Linked DNA regions of Homo sapiens: region 1 is linked to region 2. Evidence: chromatin loops called from intact Hi-C (ENCODE). Cell type or tissue: GM12878. All regions are shown on one strand. Links, peaks and the distances in the headings refer to the core of each region. The heading gives the core; the rest is flanking DNA. Region 1 overlaps LINC02253 (long intergenic non-protein coding RNA 2253). Region 2 holds the start of LOC105371002 (a long non-coding RNA gene).

What was found. Hi-C counts contacts between places; a loop is a spot of excess contacts. Peaks named below come from ENCODE experiments on the same cell type or tissue, not always from the same donor. Only the 100,000 strongest peaks of a DNase experiment are listed, where the experiment ranks them.
Region 1: it touches region 2 in a loop (2.3-fold over the local background); 2 of 110 quality-filtered maps call a loop at or near these places.

What each region holds. Positions count from the first base shown.
Region 1 is chr15:97,241,096-97,251,481 of GRCh38, reverse strand. The region is part of intron 2 of LINC02253 (long intergenic non-protein coding RNA 2253); the gene reads right to left. Among named protein-coding and RNA genes, the nearest start is that of LINC02253, 12 kb to the right of the region's middle. In GM12878, for the core only: a CTCF peak has its summit at 5,508; no DNase peak of the experiment used is centred there.
Region 2 is chr15:96,699,620-96,710,005 of GRCh38, reverse strand. LOC105371002 (a long non-coding RNA gene) reads left to right here and starts at 5,191. Exons shown (of 3, transcript XR_001751745.2): 1 at 5,191-5,322; 2 at 7,541-7,648. RefSeq lists an enhancer at 6,363-6,973. In GM12878, for the core only: no CTCF peak of the experiment used is centred there; no DNase peak of the experiment used is centred there.

The sequences.
Region 1 (10,386 bases), core at 1,267-9,266, 540 kb before region 2:
TCTTTTAGGCCACTGCCCTCCCATCACCCTTGTCCAAAGTGTTTTCAAATCAACAAAAATATGTAATGCTTGAATTCGTTACTGAAAATGCAATTACTTATTGTATTGTGCTTATTTTCTAGAAGAGAAAGAGGTTTTAGGGTATCAAAAATTACTTCTCATTATGAGAGCTTTGGTGTGTAATAACTAGGTAGAAAACATGCTATAGGGGATGCCTAATAGTAGTTATGAAGGGACACTTGACTCTTTGCACACTTGGATCAGAGAAGCATGCTCTTGACCACCTGGAAGATATGGAAACATCCCCACCCCCCACTGAGAGATGAGACTCCCATGGGTGATGGTCTAATTACAAAATGGGCTGATTAGCTTTGGGTTGCCTTGCTATGAAATGCACCGTCGGTAAAAGCACCACACTGTCTTCTCCCGTAATATTTCCCTCCTTTTGGGGATCCAGGATCCAGTATAAAATGGCGCACTTAACTCTGGGGGTTTGTCTTTGCCTTCAGCTCTTTATTTGCTGCTTATTTGGCCCCAGAAATGCTTTCCTGGCCCTCTTCCTCCAAGGGCTCCACCCTGAAGCCAGTGATCCAATTAAGAAACTGGCAAATGAAAAATCTTGCAAATGCCAAATCTTCTACCTGTATGTGTTGTGTGTGTGTGTGGCATTTATATATAAAAGAGCTCTGATTAATTGGCTTAGAAAGATAAGCACTTAAATATTTTGTCACAAAAATAGAAACTTTAATGCCTTTTGTTCTCGTGACTTTAGTAATCTTTTGGAAATAAAGACACTTTTAAAGATTATTGGTAAATAAAAAGCCTTGAAAATGTAGACATTTGGTCTAAATTAAGGTCAGAGATCAGATTTGCTAAATGCTTTAAGGTCAAATTATTTCTTTGACTTTTGAAAATTGTTCGATTTACCTACTTTGGAGCATTAGATTATAGATAAGCCTGGGGACATATGGAGAGCCATCCCCTCTAGATATGCTAAAAAGAGTCAGACTTTATCTTCATTTCTGTCTGATTTCCTAGGCTCCATCCCTGGTACATAATTAAAATCACTTACTTATCAGGTTTTTCACTAAAAATAAAAGTTGCTAAGAGTTAACATTGTAACATGCAATTGAGACCACTGGAGAGACAATTTTACAAACAAGGTGTGTAGGGAATGTGTTTTTGGTAAAAGATTATAAGAAGGCATAGGAATATGGCTTTTGTTAAAGGGAATGTAATTTTGTCTAGTTCAGAGGGTTTTAAAGATTGTCTTAACCTAAAAGAGTAACGGAAGAAAACTGAAGGTTTAAGCAAAGTAAAAAGGATTTGTAAAAAGGATTGATCTGATAAAAAAATTCTGTGGGTATAAACAAATTGGCTAAAATTTAAAAGAAATTATTTAGCTTTTATCTGCAGATTAAAACATTAAGATAATGATGTTGTAAGGCCAGAATCTGGGCCCATGTGTCCGAAAAACAGGGTTTTCTTAGAAAATTGACCTGCTGTTTGATGGAAAATTGTAAAGGGATCTAAAAAGTGTATTGAAATCTTATGTTCAAACTAATTAAAACTGGACAGAGATACAAAATTTTATTTAAAAAACTAGCTTTTACGTTAAGGATGCACTAATGCAAACATGAAATTTGTTTTTCTCTTTTGAAGACGATTTTTGTGTAACATTAAAAGATAATGAAAGACTTTTGCTTTCTCTCCCATGGGTAAATGGCAGGGAAAAAAAGGAGGAGAGAGAAAAGACAAATTTAGCCTCATGCTACCTTTATTGGATGTTGCTTGGAAAGCTAAGTCTCCTCTACTAGAGTAAAGGTTTTCTTTTTTAAAGCTTATTTAGAGTTATCATTTTGGCCAAAATGAATGACTTAAGGTAACCTGGGATTCTATTTTGTGATATCAAGTGTTTTAAACCTTTGATATTTGACAAACTTTCCAAAATCAAATTATAAAGTATGTCTCTTTCTGGACTAATCTTTTAGATATTAGGTTCTCTAAAGTCCAAAAATGACATTTGGCTCATTTTGTATAGAAATCATACAGGAAGCACTGCCAAATATGAAATGGTGTTTGGCTTTCTTTGGGTTATATTTGTGTAAATGTGTTATAGGCGTATGTTCTGAAATTAAGTAAAACTCCTATAATTCTAATATGACTTAGTATATGTTATCTATCTGTAATAATTATAATTATTATGTTAAATGACTGTGTGCCACAGAGGTAAAAAATTTACTTGTCAACCATGTCTTTAACTGCAGCTGGCCTAAAAGTGTTTTTGTCATTCACAGACAATTGTTGTCTCATTTTCATCCTCTTTAAAAGATGGTTTTATAATCAGCTATAAAATTTAACAGGTGCTCTTAAATGCAGGATTCTGACTAATAACTCTGGAGATTGTGACATTAGAAGAGAGGGAAAACTTTCAAATAGAAGAGTGAATGGTGTTTGGTTTTCTTTGGACTGTATTTGTATAAATATTATATTATTAGTATGTGTTCCAAAATTTATGGGAAACTTCTATAATTCTGATATGATTTAATGTACATTATTAATAATAATTGTTATATAAAATTGTTGTATGCCACAGAAGTAACCAAAATTCCTAGTCACCTGTAGCTTTAATAGGGGCTATTTACTTGTCATCCACAGACATTTTGTCTTGTTTTGATCCTTTTCAAAAGGCAGTTTATAATCAGATATAGGACTGTGAGTGCAGGTCTCAGACAACTTTAAAAATTGTGCTATTTGAATAGAGGAAAAAATGAAACTTCTAGGAGTCTCATGGAGATCTGATGTGTTAAACGTTGCTGATCCTTTTGTTTTCAGAGTCAAGATAACTTATTTCTTTAAAGCTATTTGCAACTTTAACAAGTGAGTAAAATATACTCCTGTGAACAAAATTTGGAGCATATTTGTTCCCCTCTACCTGATTTCTCCAGAATTTGGAAACTATTTGTGAGTATTCTCAATTTATGGCAGTACAGTTAATTGCATAAGTGCAATAAGAATCTGTTTTCTTTTGTAACAGGATATAATTGGAGAAATTGGTTATTTTACCAAGGCTTTGACTGGAATGGCATGCCTCCTTTAAAGAATCAAAGTTGACTTATAGAGCCAATTAAAGCCCATTGGGGCATCTGGCCTCATACTTTGTCCGCATAGAGTACCTGTACAAGATACCTGTACAGGAACCTGTACAAGGTTCCTGACCTGTGGTAAGTAAAGAATGTCACTTTCTAACAGGCCCAGGAACCCCAAGTTACCTTGGGACCTCAAGAGGAGAGGAATTTGCCCAACTCATAGGTACTTGAGGGTACAGACCCATGGCTGGGCTCGGCTTTTAATAAGTGTTATCTGAGATTCTTCATGGAACAGAGTTCTAACAAAGCCAATTTAAAAAACCTAAGTAAAAAATAATTATTCTTGCTGCACTTTATGCAAATAATCAGGCCAAATACAGTAAGACTAAAGTTTCTTTTGTAAACAAATCAGTTCTATTGTGATTTGTTTTTAATAAAAATGGGGACTGGAGGGAGACAAAAGTATGCTTCAAAAGAAAAACTGAAGTACACTGTTGTTAACCGTTCTTAAGGTTTTTTCTGCAGTTTAGACTAAATTCTAAATTCATTGTGGGTTAGAAGTCTCCAAACTAATGTTTTCAAATCTTTGCTTTTAAAATTGGGAATTGTAGTCCTCATCCTAGGACTCGTTATTTATCTTATAAACATGCTGTTTACTTAAATATCATCCTGAAACATAAATAAAAGTATATTTTTACCACACAAGCCTTGCAAGCCCAGCCAAGCCTGCATAAATACACTCAGACAGTTGTGAAGCAGGTCTACTCTTCTCTCCTTGGGGTTCACTCCCATTCCCGCTATGTCCCCTGTAAGCAGGAAAAATCTAGAGTGATCAACAGCCTCTTCCCATCTTCATAGCCTACACCTAAAGATTAAGGTGTTATAAAACCCAAAGGGAGGGACCGAAAGCGCAATAGCAAAATGATGACTGAGACAGTGAGAGATCTAACTTAATTGACTCCATCTCGCTTCTAACCTCCAAACTGTCCTTGTTCATTCCTGGGCATAGGCTGCACTAACTTCGGGAGAAACATAGTTTATAGTTTAAACAAAGACGGTTAGAGTCCTTTCTCAAAGCAGACTTCCTTCTTGCCTGGGGACTAGATTGCCTTTGTAGGACTAACATTAGCCACAAGATTAGAAATTATAGTTCAGGAGTCATGCAGCTGGAGGCTACAAGATTCTGACCCTCCCTAAACTGCTTCTAAGATCAGTGCTTGAGATATTTGGCAGAGCCTGCACTTGATGGATCAGCTGGCACCTCCCAGATCAATAAACTGGCTCATCTGATCTTGTGGCTCCCACCCAGGAACTGACTCAGCGCAAGAAGACAGCTTTGACTCCCTAAGATTTCATCCCTGAACAATCAGCACTCCCGGCTCACCGGCTTCCCCCAATCCACCACGTAATCCTTAAAAACTCTGCTCCCCTAATGCTTGGGGAGATTGATTTGAGTATTTAAACAATTCTGGTCTCTCACACACACACAAAGAAAAAAAGAAAATCGAGGTTGCAAAGAATAAGTGACCTCTGGATATTTTTGTTCACTTCTAGTTCCTTATCATGTTTATTAAGATGTTATTTTAAATATAACTATAGCATTATTAAACTGGATATTTCCTCAGAAAAATATTTAATGTGAACTTAAGTGATACTTCTGAAGCAGTGGAATTCTGGTTTCTTTCACTATATTTGATACACTAAGATGAACATTTTCTCCATATTTACAGAAATAATCTGGTTTGTACTCAAACTACATTCTCAAAACAAAGCAGAATATAAAATGGATTTTTTAAATAAGTAAATGTGTAGTATTTTTTCAAGTTTCTATTTCAGGAATCTATTTCCAAATCCATTAATGAAGTGAATATATTTCTCTAAAAATATTTAAAATATTCCTATATAAATTGTAACCTGAAGCAACTAATCATCTTCTAATTTAGCTTAAAGAAAAAAATACAGGAATAGAAAACGTGTGTGTGTGTGTGTGTGTGTGTGTGTGTGTGTGTGTGTGTGATTTTTGGAAGGTTGTCCAAGAGACTGGTATTTTTTTCACCTGACTCAGAGTACTGATATAGAACCAAAATACTTTGGATAACTGGTAGCCACTTAGTACAAAAGAGAGTTCAGTGGCTTCTTGCAGTGCCAGAAGTGCCAGTACTTGTCACACTGTAGACAAAGGCCAAAACAGCTCACCACAATTGGGAAAAAGTATCCTGCTAATGACTTTTACAATGAGATGGAAAGAGAAGAATCGAATATATGTCCAATTTTTTAGCTTTTTAAGAGGCTACCTAAGGGACTGATTTTTGTCTCATGTGACTTAGGGCACTGATGAGGAGCTGTCATAGTTTGAATGCCTGGGGACTGCAAAGAACAAAAGAGAGCTTGGCATATAGTTCTGGAGAACCTGCAGTACCACAGACAGACACAAGAGAGAGCAAGAGCCCACAAACTCCTAAAAAAGAAACCAGCAAATCTCTCTAATCTGGAAATTACATGCACAAGCTCAGAGAAAATGCATTTCCATAACATGTTTGAGAGGCCCTCTGAATCTCTAGTCATGCTGACTGATGAAGGTATTCCCCTGTATGAAATCAGTCTGTAAAAACTCGAAGTGTTAGTTGTTTTTTCAAATAAAAAAATTACAACAAAAAATAAGAAGACACATGAAGAAACAGGAGAACATGACCCAATTAACGGAACAAACTAAATCTCTAGAAACTGACTCTAAAGAAATTGATATTTACAAACTATCTAAAAAAGAATTCAAAATCATTGCTTTACAGAAGCTCAGTGTGCTGCAAGAGAATGCCAGATAGACAACTAAATGAAATCAGAAAAACCACAAATGAGCAAAATGAGAATATGTACAGAGATAGAAACTACATGAGAAAAAGCGAAGTAATTTTAGAGCTGGAAAATAAAATAGGTGAATTGAAAAATTCACTACAGCAGATCAACAGCAGATCTCACAAAGCAAAAAAAAAAAAAAGTCAGTAAACTCTAACACAGGTCATTTGAAATTATCAAGTCATAATAATAAAAAGAAAAAAGAATGAAGAAAAGTAAAGAAAGTCTAATTGATGTACCAGCACCCACGAGCAGACCAATATACACATTATGTGAGAGTCTGAAAGAGAAGAGAGAAAGATTAGAGCAGAGAGTTTATTTGAAGAAATAATGGCCAAAATTATCTGAAATGTGAGGAAGAAAACAGACCACATTAAATTCAAGAAGCTCAAATAACTTTAACTAAGAAAAACCCAAATAGGTACAAATCAAGACACATTATATTCAGACTGACAAAAGTGAAAGGAGAGACTTGAAACTAGTAAGAGAAAAGCAACTCATCACATGAAAGGAGCTGCCATAAGATTATCAGTGGGTTTTTTAGCAGAGACTTTAGAGGCCGAAGTGAGTGGGACGATACATTCAAAAGGCAAAAATAAATAAAAATTGCAGCCAAACATAAAAACTGTATCTGTCAAAACTATCTTTCATAAACCAAAAAGAAATAACTTCCCAGATGAACAAAAGTGGAGGGAGTTCATCACTACCAGACCTACATAAAAACTACCAAAGACAGTCCTTGGCGTTGAACAAAAAGGACACTATGTAGCAACATAAAAGCACAGAAAAACATAAAGCTCTCTGGTAAAGCCAAATATAGAGATAAATACAGAATTCTATAATATTGTAATGGTGTTGCATACAGCACTTTTAATTCAAGTAAAAAATGTAAGCAATATAAGCATAACTACAACTGTAAAACAATGTTAATGAATACAAAATATTTTTTAAAATGTAATTTGTAACATCAGTAACAAGTATGTGGTAAGGAGATCTGAAAGAGTAGTTTTGTATATAATTGTAGCTAAGCGGTTCTCATTTTAAAATAGATTGCTACAATTCTCGATGTTGTATGGGATCCCCATGATAACTACAAAGAAGATACTTATAGAAGATGAACAAAATCAATTAAGAAAGAAATAAAAGCATGACACTACAAAGGATCAATGAACCCAAGGGAAGACAGCAAGAGAGAACAAGAGGGACCAAACTAATACCATACATACAGAAGACAATTAACAAAATGGAAATAATAATTCAGTAATTAAGTATAAATGGGTTAAACTCATCAATCAAAAGACACAGTGTAGCTAAATAAATTTTTAAAAAATCAAGATCCAACTATATGTTGTTTATAAAAGACTGACTTTAAATAAAAAAGACATGCATAGGTTGAAAACAAGAAGATGGAAGATTTTTCCATGCAAATTTTAATCAAAAGAGAGGAGGGTTGGCAATACTTATATCAGACAGAATAGGCCTTAAGTCAAAAACTATCACAAGAGACAAAGAAGTACAATATATTGTTATAAAGGTTTAATTCACCAGGAAGATATAACAATTGTAACTATATATGCACCTAATAGCAGAGCACTTATATATATGAAGCAAACATTGACAGAAATAGAGAGATATATAGACAGCAACATAATAATTGTAGGAAATTTTAATACCCTGTTTTCAATAAGAGATAGGCCAACCAGAGAGATCAACAAGAAAATAGACGACTTGAACAACACTATGAACAAATTAGACCAACAGACATATATAGAACACTAAACCCGAAGTTTGCAGAGGAAGGAAATAATGAAGAATAGAGCAGAAATAAACTCAACAAAGAATAGAAAAACAATTTAAAAATCCATAAAATGAAGTGTGTTCTTTGAAAAGTTTAACAAAACTGGCAGATTTTTAGCTGGACTACAAGTAGAGACCCAGTTAGCAAAAGTTAGAAATAAAAGAGGAAACATTACAACCAATGCAAAAGAAAGAAAAGGGATCATAAGAGACAACTATATGAACAATAGTAGGCCAACAAATTAAATAACATAGAATAAATGGATACATTTATAGAAACATACAACCAACCAAGACTGAATCATGAAGAGATAAAAATAAAAAATCTATAACTAATGAGATCGAACGAGTAATTTATCAGTAATAATAATAAAAATTCCCCCGCAAAGAAAAGCACAGGACCAAATGGCATCACTGTATTAAGCAAAGTTGAGGATACAAGTCACCATTCAAAAATCAATTACATTTCCATACATTAACAATGAATAATCTGAAAAGAAAATAATATTCATTTATAATAGTATCAAAAAGAAAAAATACTTAGGAAAAACTATAACCTAGAAGGTGAAGCACCTGTACACTAAAACTACAAAATATTGCCTAAAGAAAGTAAAGACAATATAAGTAAATAGAAAGACATCCTGTTTTCACGGATTGGAAGACTTCATATTCTTAAAATGCACATAGTACCCAAAGTCATCTACAGATTCAATGCAATCTCTGTGAAAATCCCAATGACATTTTTGCAGAAATAAAAAAAATGACTCCAAATAGCCAAAACAATCTTGAGAAAAATTTTAAAAACCTGGAGCCCTCGTATTTCCTAATTTCAAAACATATTACGTAGCTACTATAATCAATATAGTATGGTAATGGCATAAAGATAGACCAATAGGTCTATGAAACAAAACAGAAAAAAATGCTTTACAAAAACTGTTAACATTTATAATGAAATGATCTTTGACAAACTGCTAAGGCTTTGTAATGGAGAAGAATAGTCTCTTCAACAAATAGCTGTAGGAAAGTTAACGTATATTCGTAATGCTTGAGTTTGTTATTGAAAATGCAATTGCTTATTGTATTGTGCCTGTTTTCAAGAAGAAAATGGAGTTTATAAAGGATAAGTCAACTCTAGATATTTTTGTTCATGTCTAGTTTCTTAATGTGTTTATTAATTAATGTTATTTTAAATACAACTATAGTACTATTAAAGTAGATATTTACTCGGGGAATATTTAGTGTGAACTAAAGTGATACTTCTCAAGCAGTAGAACTCACTTGCAGAAGAATGAATTTGAACCCTACCTTACACCATATTCAACATTTATCTCAAAATGGATTAAAGGCCTCAAAACCTGAAACCATAAAACTCCTAGGGAAAAACAAAGTTGAAAAAAAAGTTTTGTAACATTGGATTTTGCAATGATTTCTTGGTTACCACATCAAAAGCACTAGCAAGAAGGCACAAATAGATAAATGATAGCACCAAACTTGAAAACTTCTGTGCAGCAAGCAAAACAATCAACAGAGTTAAAAGGCAACCGACAGAATGAGAGAAAATTTGCAAACCACATATCTGATAACGGATAAATCTCACAAGTACGCAAAAACTCCTATAACTCAACATCAAAAAACACCAATTAGTCAAATTTAAAAATTAGCACTAGACTTAATAGACAGTTTCCAAAGTAGATACACAAATGGCCAATGAGAATATAAAAAGATGTTCAATATCACTAGTCCTTAGGGAAATAAAAATCAAAACCACAAGAAAATTTTACCTTATACCTGTTAGCATGACCATTATGAAAACAAAACAAAATGGAAAACAACACAAGTATTGCTGAGGATGTGGAGAACTTAGAATTGTTTATTGTAATGTAAAATGCACTGTTGATTGTAATGTAAAATGATACGGTTGCTATGAAATACAGTATGGAGGTTCCTCAAAAAATTCAAAATAGAACTACCATATGATCCAACTACCCCATTATTGAGTATATATCCAAAGGAAATGAAATCTGTACATTAAAGAGATATCCACCTTCCCGTGTTTATTGCAGTACTATTCACAATAGCCAAGATATAGAGACAACACAAGTGCCCATTGATGAATAAATGGATAAAGAAAATGTGGTACATACACACAAAGGAATACAATTCAACAACAACAAAAAATAATGAAATTCTGCCATTGGCAACAACATGGATGAACTTGAAGGACATTATGCTAAGTATAATATGCCAGGCACAGAAAAACAAATACTGCATGATCTTTCTCATATGTGGACTCGAAAATAGTTGATCTCATAGAAACAGAGTGTAATTATAGTTATCAGAGACTGGGGATTTAGAGCACACGGGAGGATGGGAAGATGTATGTATTTGTTACTTGGATAGATTTAACCATTCCATAATGTATAAATACTTCAAAACATCATGTGGCTCACAACAAAAAATACAATGTTATCTGTCAATTTTTTAAATTAAAATATTTATAAACCTTTAGAAGATAAATTTAAAAGAAATTTAAAAATAAAAAGAAAAATCAACTGGTATTCAAAGCTTTCCAAACATACTTGAAAATGAAAAGTTGGTTGATGATAAAAATATTAATATTTTGCTTAATGATAGTGCATTATAGGGA
Region 2 (10,386 bases), core at 1,367-9,366:
AGGCTTCAGAAAAATAGCAGAGCACAATCACTTGATTTTATGGGATATTTGAATTCAACGTGCTTCTGAACAAAACTTCACAAATCACGGGTATATGCAAGATCTCTGGTGAGCCCAAGGAAGTAAATGAACCAAAAGTTCTGGGATGAGGTATGAAAACACATGAAGGTCAAAGTTTTTTAAAATGGCAACTTTCAGACTCAATAGTTAATTCCTTCTTTCTTGTCTTCATTTCCATTACATGAATCAAACAAAAAACTGATAAGATTTTGAAGCAACAACAACAAAATTCAATGTATCTGATACGGCAACCTGAACAGAACGGAAAAGAAAAACAAGAAAACCTTTCATCTAAGCACATTTAGAGCCATGAACTTAACAACCAATGGCTTCTTCAAGAAAACTGGGAGGCATTCATTTCTATGTATTTCTGTCTAGGGGCATAGAGCGAAAGGGAAAAAGAGTAGGACACTTTGGGGTACTCTGGCCTCTTGTGAAAATTTAATGGACATTTCAAAAATGACCCAGAAAGGTAATCAATTAGAGCCCAGCTCCTGGTTAGGTTGGAGAATATTTAGCTCGTCTTACAAATGGGCTGCCCGTTCTCAGGCATACGGTGAGTGATGCTGGACGCACCTGTTTATTTTGCTCTGATTACACAAGAGTATATTTTGGGTTGGAATCATTAGCTCCAACAAATGAAATTCCTATTTTTATTCAAGTAAACATAGAAATGTTTAAATGATTCTGCAAATTGAGGACATGCACCAAAGACAACAAAATTATGACAACAAATTATGTAAACTTTTTAAAAAATCTTGTTATATTTTTCCCTGAAACTAGAACATCTACAATATGTTTCCATTTTGGTAATGTGTGCATTGTTGTTGCTTTTTTTCCCCGAACTTCCAACATCCTTTGCAAATAACACATTTTTTTCTAAAAATAAGAAATGGCTCTAAAACGTAGAGGAAAAATATGCTTGTCTAACCGTAATTTTTTTAGAGAAAAAAAACCCAAGCTGCTTTAAAAACTGAAAGACAAAGAAAGTATATTTCACTATAAATTATTCATTGCACTCATTTTGGATCAATATTTATAGATATTCACAGGCTTTTTATAAAGCTTGGGAGATTCTTTTAAATGTCATAATTTCCTTCTCAAAGCCAATGTCAGAAGCACAGCTTAGCGCTGACAATAAATGAACACTTGAGGTGCATGCCCTATTTTTTCCATCCTTTAGCATCAGGGCAGCTTGAAACACTGTGGGTTTCTGCCACCATTCTACCAAAACACTCCATTACTGACCTACTACATTCTGCCAAGTGGTTGCATTTTATAGGAACAAATAAACAAAGACACTGGTCATCTCTTCCCATTGAATGAGAACAGAGATGTGGCCACTATGATGACTCTCCATTGAGGAATTTGGGGCAATGATTTTTGCATTCAATCCCATCAACTCACATTAAGTGAGCAATAAAGGTTCCTAGAAAATATGGGTTGGGGGAGACCTGGTAACATCTCACAGCTTTCTGGAGAATGGCTTCTTGCCTATGGTCTGCTGGGGACAAGCCTGAAGATGAGGCTTAGAAGATAGAGGGGTGTAAATCAGAGAATGTCCTGCCAATCAAATATTACCTGCTTCACTCCTTTGATGCCCCCAAGAATTCAGATTTCTCTACCATGAAAAAAATATCAGCACCCACAGGGCTGTCTTCTCAGGCCCTCTACCAGGAGCATTGTTACAGTGAGAGAAAAAGAGGTTTAAAAGCTGCCACAGTGAATTCACCTACCCTGTTTAAGAAGCAAAAAAAAAAAAAAAAGTCTCTTTGCACCATCAGAAAAAATGTTTTATTTGCACCTTCCTAATTAGGACAGTAGAAATAGTTTAAAACTATTAAACTACAATATGAAAACTGAATTTTTAAACATTAGTTGCCCTTCTTAATGTGAAGCAATGGGATAAGTGAGAGAATTTGTAAATTCTAAGTATAATAAAAAATCAAAGAGGTCATCACAGTTAGTTTTATTGACTGCACAAACAATTTTGCTTTTTATTACATTGAAGAAGGGGAGCCAGTGAAATGGTGTATTTGTTAATGGCTTTGTAGGAATAAAAAAATAAAGTCTAATTATCAAAATCGAGATCTCAACCAGGTACCCTCATCTGGGCCTTGCAACTCTTGGTTTTTCTGTGTCACAAATGGGTGCTCTCAGAACAATAGTGGGGCTTTCAAAGGGCAAGATAATTCAGCAACACAGCCAGTGTCGGTTTACATTGAATGCTACCATGAAAAGCTCTTGCGCCCTTCATTCTTGATCTTAAAATGATCACTTCATTAAAATGGTTCTTTTCAATGAATGCATTGCCTTCCCAAGTAGTAACAGCCATTCAGTCACTGACTACATTAGAGTGTGTAATCTAGAATATTTTCAAAATGATTTTAGCTGCAAAATGCCTTGGGAGTCTTCAGGTTGAAAGGTATTACATCACTAGGAGCAATCATTAATATCAAATATTACCTTCAGACAAAAAGTGCTATCTGCAAACTTGGATGCTTATCAAAAAGTTACAGCAGCTCTTATGGAAAATGACTGATGGTAATCCGAGGATGACTTTTCCTTAGTGGGGCACAGGCCACGCTCTAGTGAAGAATAAAGCATTTCAGCTATACTTATTTTTTCTAATCCACAGATATGTCCCCAATTGCAGCTGATTTTTTTCTCTTTCTTGATCAAAAAGCACACCAACTTGGGGCCAACGCCAGTAAACACCCTTTCTATTTATATTTGAACTGCCCTGCATCTCCAGAGAGCTCTGATGCAGTCCAAGATCTTACTTGAAGCCCGAAGCCATTTCCTCAGAGTCTTTCTTACAAGACTCCAATGCCTCAGTGACTTTCTGCATCAGCAATTCCATCTCTGGGGCACGAAGATTGATTTTCTTTCTCCCTGCGAGTGAAAGTCCAGAATGTGTGCCCCCTGCATACTATCCTGAGAGACCGACAATACAACCACCAGATCAACTTGAAAAACTCATCGGGGGGGGCCCTCCAACCACCTCTGCGCTTCTCACTAGGTTAAGTGCTCCATATATCAATGAAGGCAAGACCCACTCACCCCAGTTCCCACCAGAGCTGCACACTGTGGTTATCTTTAGCTGAAGTTTTGTAACGCTCCTACATAGAAAATCTACACACAGCATCTCAGTGCATGCATGAACATTCAGGATGCAATCTTGAAACTGGGGCCTGAAAATCACATACATCTTGGTCCAGGGCTGAAGTAAAAATAAGGTGCTTTGCTTGATTGATTAGGAAATCATTAATGTGGTCATATATATGTGTGCTTTACACATATTTGGGGTCATTTTAAATGCTCAAACTGAGTTAACATATAAATGAGTTGCTTAAAAATAAGAGAATTTTTTATTTTGTTTTGTCTTGTATTTTAGAACTAGAAAAGTCCCCTTTTAAAGCAAGCTTGATAATTTCAGGAAAATATTTGAATTTTTAATTAAAACAGAGATCGGGAAAAGGCAACATTGATGAGTATCAACAATATATCTGTTTGTAATAGACTATTTTCTGTACTTTAAGAAAGTACTTTCTGTTTTATGCAAGAAAGATTGAGAACTAAGACAGGGTAGAGGAGGTAGGTGGGGAAATTCAGACATATAATCTGAACACACATGAAGTAGAGTAGCCAGGCTCCAAAATACGGACCTACAAACTTATTAAAGAGTGACGACATTACTTTCCCACATGCAAATTAATGTTGTTTATTGTTGGCAAGAATATGAGAGTCATAATATGGCACTCTTTCTGAGTTCTACATCTATATAAGCAAAATAAATAATAATGATAGGAACCCAAATTGGTCGAAAACTCAAGTTATTTTAATCACTATTAGACTGTAATCTTAGCTAGAAAGGGCATTTGTCATTTCCTCATTATCATTTGATTATTGAAAGTTTCTAGAAGAAAATTGCAAAAAACTTCACCTCATTCTTTGAAAAACATTAAGCAAACAAATATTGCCTTGAACCAAGGTATAAAAATTGGTGATTTAGCTTTTTTGACATAATCCATACAATAACTGAAATTTGATTACACTAGTATGATATTTCAAATTTGAAATTTAAAAATTTAAATTATTGCAGTGTGGTTTGTCTTTAAAACCATCATCTATAACACATATCTTTAGAAAAGTGACTGTTATATTTTCTGGTGTTACATTAATATTACTTGTGCTTTGTTTTATTTGCAAGTGATGTATTTTATTTGATATTTTGTTCTCCATACTATAATCACTTTAATACTTTCCGATACAAATTGATCTATAAGTTGCCAAATCAACATTCTTTATCATATCACACGTATAACATTCATTTAGATCTTGTTTATCGAGACATCTTTTACAAAATCCTGTACATTTTCAAAAGATCCTATTGAGATAAAATTCGAAGAAAGGATCCTTAAATGAAAGAGAGAACCTCTCCAATGTCTGAATATTTAAGCATCAAATTCCTATAAAAATGTATCATGGTTATATGAAAGCACATAGCCTTATAAAGACTAGGTACCCTTATCTTTTATCTCACATAATAAAAATAAATAAAAGACCAGAAGAGATTCACTGTCTCTCTACTACCCTCATTAGCAAACATCTGGCAAGCAAACTATCACGAGTAATATTATTTAACAACTTTTTTTTTTTGATGGTAGGGGGTGGTGGTGAAAGGGCAGATTGAAATGATATATGTCAAATATTAGTAGTCTTTTAAGAAGCCATCGCCCATGGCCCTTAACCCCTTACAGATGGCAAATAAGGTGCAGAGCAAACGAAATTAAGATGATAGTGTGTTGACAGGAGCAGGCAGATTCCAGCTTTCATCCCTACAGACAACAGGAATGACCACATCTTTTCAAACTGACACATTAATGAATTTAGCAACACCTGAACTTTTCTGGCAGGAGACACCTTTGACACCAGCAGGTTCTTTCGTGTCAGTAATAAAAGGATTCTGTATCATTCCCCGACTCCATATTTGATGGCAGAATTACCTTTTGGGCCCTAACAAGTTGACAGGGTTTCATTTTGCTTCCTCTTTTAATGACATCTTCTTTGCAGGTGAACTGGAGATGTAACGACTTCCTTTTTTGTCTTGGAAGATTCCTAAATGTCATTGAGAGACCCAAGACGTCTCAATCTCACTTAATGCAAACGGAAAACCAAGGGTTTTTAAAGGTGAAATGGATCTTGCTAATGAAGAAGTATCACTCTTCGTGGGGCATGCAGCTTGTTAGTTCAAGTTAGGTGAGTGTCACAGGTCAGGGTTCAAGCATGACGTGGGGTGTGACTAAAGATGTCATCTTTTATTTTTCCGGGTTTTGGAAAACATAATTGAATGGCTGGGCAACAAAAACGGAATCCTTTCTGCATTTGGGATCCAAAGAGAAAGCTAATGAGCTCTTGCCTTAAAAATGTGTGATGATGGGGTCCCAATTATGATAAAGTTTAAATATGTGAACTTTAAATATGTGAACAGTAAAACCACACTGTAAATACAGCCGCCTTATTCATGGGGACCAGAAACTGAAGTTTTTTGTTTATCTTAACTCCACAGTGATTTTATTTTTCCCACGAGTGTGACTCAGTAGTTACATAGTAATCCCTTTGTTTCATTTGCCTTCTTTTCCACAATAAAAAGGCAAGAAAAACAATACTTGTAGTTATCATTAACTTGCAAAATGGTCATGAAGCCCAAAGAAGGATGGGGAGACTCCTCTCAGACTTAAAAACTTGGCAACGTTAGAACTTCCTACACATTGAAATCATATAGAAATTCTCTATTTGCTGTCCTTTTTCCGATTTTACTTATCTGGCTGGTCACCATTTGGGGGAAATATAAGAAGGGAAAATCCAATTCACACAGTGACATAAAATCCATTGTGGGTGAATTAAGCCATAGCTCCCCAGCAAAACCAGACTTAAATGGGGAAGTGCTTGACCAGCACAGAGAGGGTTAAAGAGACACTGTCTCAGCTGTCAGCTCACGGTCACCATCAAATGACCAAGATATGCAGTAAATAATGTCCCATATTATTAAATGATAATATTTCCAACCAAGCTAAACTAATTAGCAGACTGTACTTGGCTTGTGACAGCATTTTGCCTTTCCCTTTTTTTTGCCTTAAAATCTATAATTGCAACAGGCAAAACTTTTCAGACCCAGCAGGTTCATTTGAGAAATGCAAGATCTAACCATTTTAAGAGAGGGCCATCCTAGCAAAGTAGCTCCTCCCTTTCTTTTTTTTCTAACTTTTCAAATCCATATAATTAGAAACAGGTTTACCCATCACCTTTATGAAACAAAAATTATTCATTAAAAGATGAGGATGGTTTCTCAATGGAAATAGTTATATGAACCATGGCCCCCATGCCATTTTAGGAAAAACACGCAATTACACTTGGTTATAACAGGTAAAATAATGACTTTTTCACCTGTCAATTGCTAGCTTAAAATTCCCACACATGTAGGCCATTTCTGTTTCATCTGCTCTTTGAATTTCAGCTGCTTTGCTTTTCAATGCCTCCGTTTCACTGGTGTCTCCTTTGTGTCTGAGACTCTCACACTGGGTTCTCCCTCTTTGGTGCTGGGCTTTCTTTTCACAGTGACATTTCAACATAAACAGTCAATATTCATTACCTCAAAGGAGACTTCCCTCCTATTGCTGACCAATTAAATACCAGCTGAGATAGGCAGACAAAGGTAAAAGGAGCTGTAACACAAGACAGGCTTAGAGCATAGTTTCTGCTTCCTTAAAGGAAGAAAAATTGTCATCAAAACAAAGAGAGCTGGGGATTTAGGGACTATCTCTATCCAAGAGACACAATTCCGCGGGATATTATGGTTCCCTATCTTTCATCTGGCACACTGCAGAGTGTGGGGGTTTTGTATTATTTTTGTTGTTGTTGTTTTTAATAATTCACTACCATGCATTTTTGAGGTTTCACTGAGAAGGACAATCAGCCCTTAATTAGTTCCTGACTGTAGATGGCCACATTGGCATAGGCTGTTTACTCAGATGCTGGTGGACCTGACCTTTATTTTCTTATTCTGCTGCCTAATTTGATTTAGCTTGATTTCTGTATTTCTCCACCACACAAGAGCAACTCAGGAGGCGCCACTTAGAACATCTGTTGAGACTGAGCCCTTTCTGCTGAACTCTCCACTGTATCGGGAATTGCTGGGAATGGCTGTGAGACTCAACTGAGTCCTCTGAACTGTGTATTCACTTCAGGGAAAAATATAAAAAGGGGTTCTCGTATATTTCCTTGAATCATTAAAGAGCTCAACTCCCTTCCCACCCCATCCGCCCCTCCCCCATACCCACACACTCTCCAGGATACACAGAAAAATGTAGGGCAGTAATGGAGCTGTTTTCTTAGGAAACTTGGATAGGGCTTTTGTTGTTGTTGTCGTTGTTTTAAATTCTGCAAATTTCAAACTATTTCTTTGTTTCTTTTTCAGAATTCTGGGCAGTAGGCGTGTGCCAAGCTGCAAGACTTTTTCTCCTCCTAAATGAATCGTGCAGTAAATTGGGCATTTGGATCTTTCCCTTGTGAAGCTATCTCACAAGTAAGCCACTTACTCCACCTTCACAGAACATTCCCCACTTCAGCAGCAAGGGATCACACAGGGTGCTGATTTTTACATTCAAAATGCACCCTGGATTTAAAGGGCTATAACCCAAACTCCAAACTGCTATCAGGACTTCTATCCACAAATTCCACATTTCCTTAAGGACTGATTTAGATAAAATTATCATGCAAACAGTGACCCTAAAGCAGAAGGTTACATATAAATAAAGCACACACACCCCATTCATTTTCATAAACTTACGTATGCATTCTAGCTTGGTCAGCAATTCTAAAAGCAATTACATTATTCCTAAAACAAACAAACAAAAATCATTCTAGACTGCAATCTCTACTCAACTTCCATTAGAAATAGAATTAAAATAGTGATCAATACTCGAAGCAATGCATAGTCCAAAATATGTGTGTCATATTAATTAGCTGTTTGAGAGAAGTGATATCCCAGTTTAATTTTCTGAGAGTCCCTCATGAATTATTTCTCTGCTTTGTCTTTTGAAAATGAGCGTGCAGTTAATACAAGATGGTAAACTTTTATTTATCCTGATGTCTTTTATAAAGAAAAAAAAACACTTTTGCTCATAGGAATTGTGGTCCCCTCCCCTCTATCCCAGTCCCTAAGCCAGATTAGGTGAATTTAATCATCAGAGAATTTTATTTTTCATTTGTGCTTCTAGCAGCTAGAGGGCACAAAAGAATGCTTTTACCTTGCCTTGTCTTTTTTTTTTTTTTCTTTTTAATCACTCACTGGAACTATATAGACTTAGAAATAAACAAAAATACTGGGGAGGTTGGTGGATTTCCTCGCACCTTCCTTCCTCAGATGTCAATTTTCATATTTTCATTCCAGCAGGGATACAAATTCCAAATGGCAGGAATATGTGAAAGTGTATAAGAACTTCATCTTCCTAAAATAAAGAATAAACCCCCAAAGAATGAGAGACTCAAAGTCAGGCAAAATTGGTCCAAGTTTGGTCCATTGTTACGTTTCTGAACTATTTCGTAAAGCTCTTTGTTCAAAAGCAATCTAAACACACATTTAACCTTTTTCATTCTAGCATCTTAAATATTAATGTTGGTTGTGATTCTGCATTAACAACATCTATTATTTTTGCACTAATAAGAGGCTTACAAGAATAAACATGAAAGGCTTGAAACAACCTTCCTGTCAATTAAGAAAGTCAGTAATACTTCAAGCGAACACTTTCTGCAGATCTCAGCAACTGCAGTCCATGTAGGAAATGCATGCTTCCAGCCACAAAAAAGGCTCCGATCCACGACTATAAGTTTTGCAAACCATCTCTCAAACACACTTATACCCACCCCCACCCCATCTTGTAAAGCTAGCTACTAATACTCAATAGTAAAAGGCATTCTTTTTGGACCATTTATTTGAAAGCATAATAGTTTGGCGTTTTTCTGCAAGAAACGCTAATAAACCTCAGGAGGAGTCACATCTGTTGCTGTAGTACAAAATGGGTTGGGCCTCAATAGCATAATATATATAAACACTTTTTCCCCCTAATGAACTGTACCACCCCCTTAGGCATAAATGAGTTGGATCTGGATTGAGTGCCATTTGCCAAATTGTAAATTGCCTACATTTATTTTGGGAGTGCACTAAACAGAGTGCTAATTGCCTTGTTTAGCACTTTCCTTTCTTTCATTTGCACTGGTGTAAAATCTTAGTAAATTAACTCAAGGCTTTTATTATGTAGGTAGCATTTGAACAACCAAGAATTAGTGAGGAGGCAGCATGAAAGGACTGATAAAAGAGGAGTTGGCTCTACCCATAATGCCATTTATATGTCCCTTGAATTAAAAGGATGGAATTAACTTTTAATCCTTGGGCTTTTTAAATAGCTGATGTTAACACAGAATGTATTACGCAGCCATTTTATTCAAATTTGCTCACTTAAAATGGGTAGAATGTTAACAACCATGATCGTATGGGGAAAGTGCAGCTAGCTGTATTCATATACACAAGTGTATATATTAAGATTCATTCCAAATAGCAATTTATGTAGTTGCAGTCAATTGCATAGTCAAGATTCCGGCTTATTGTCAAAGACAAAACACTCCAAAGTCATTAACATCCACTGCTGTGCAGTAGCCTATGTAAAATGAGTTGGGAGTCTCGTTGCCATTCTTAATGGACAGGTGTGTGTTTCAGAAAAGCCATTACCAGATTTAGCATAGCACAGAATGCATGCTGGTGGTTTGACTGCAGAGGATAGAGGCAAAATAGCCCCCAGGGCTGAAGGGCTTGTGCTCCTACAGGTGGCCTCCTGTGAGGGGATTGTCCAGGGAGCTGTGGAATCTCACAGATGCAGGGCTCCTGGGATAAACAAAGACTTTTCTATTCTCAGTGTGCTTGCTTCCACTCTTTTCATTAGGTTTTCCAGAACCTGTTGAAACCAGGGATAAACTCTCCATTTTTTCCTTTCAAAAGAAAAGAAAGTCTATTGCAAATGATGATTTAAATGGAAAGCAATAAATAAATCTATTGTCTTTGTTTTCTTTATACCTTTCTGTTTAAAAATCATAAAAGTTGTGTTTAGATAGAAGTCTGCCTACATGAAAAACCAAATGATAAAAAAGTACGCTTCAGTTCCTTCTTAACATTTGTATTAACCTCCCATCCACAGAGATCTGCAGGTAACTATGAAGAAACTAGAGAAGAGTCTTTACATGACGACAAACTCCTTGGCTTTTAGGAGG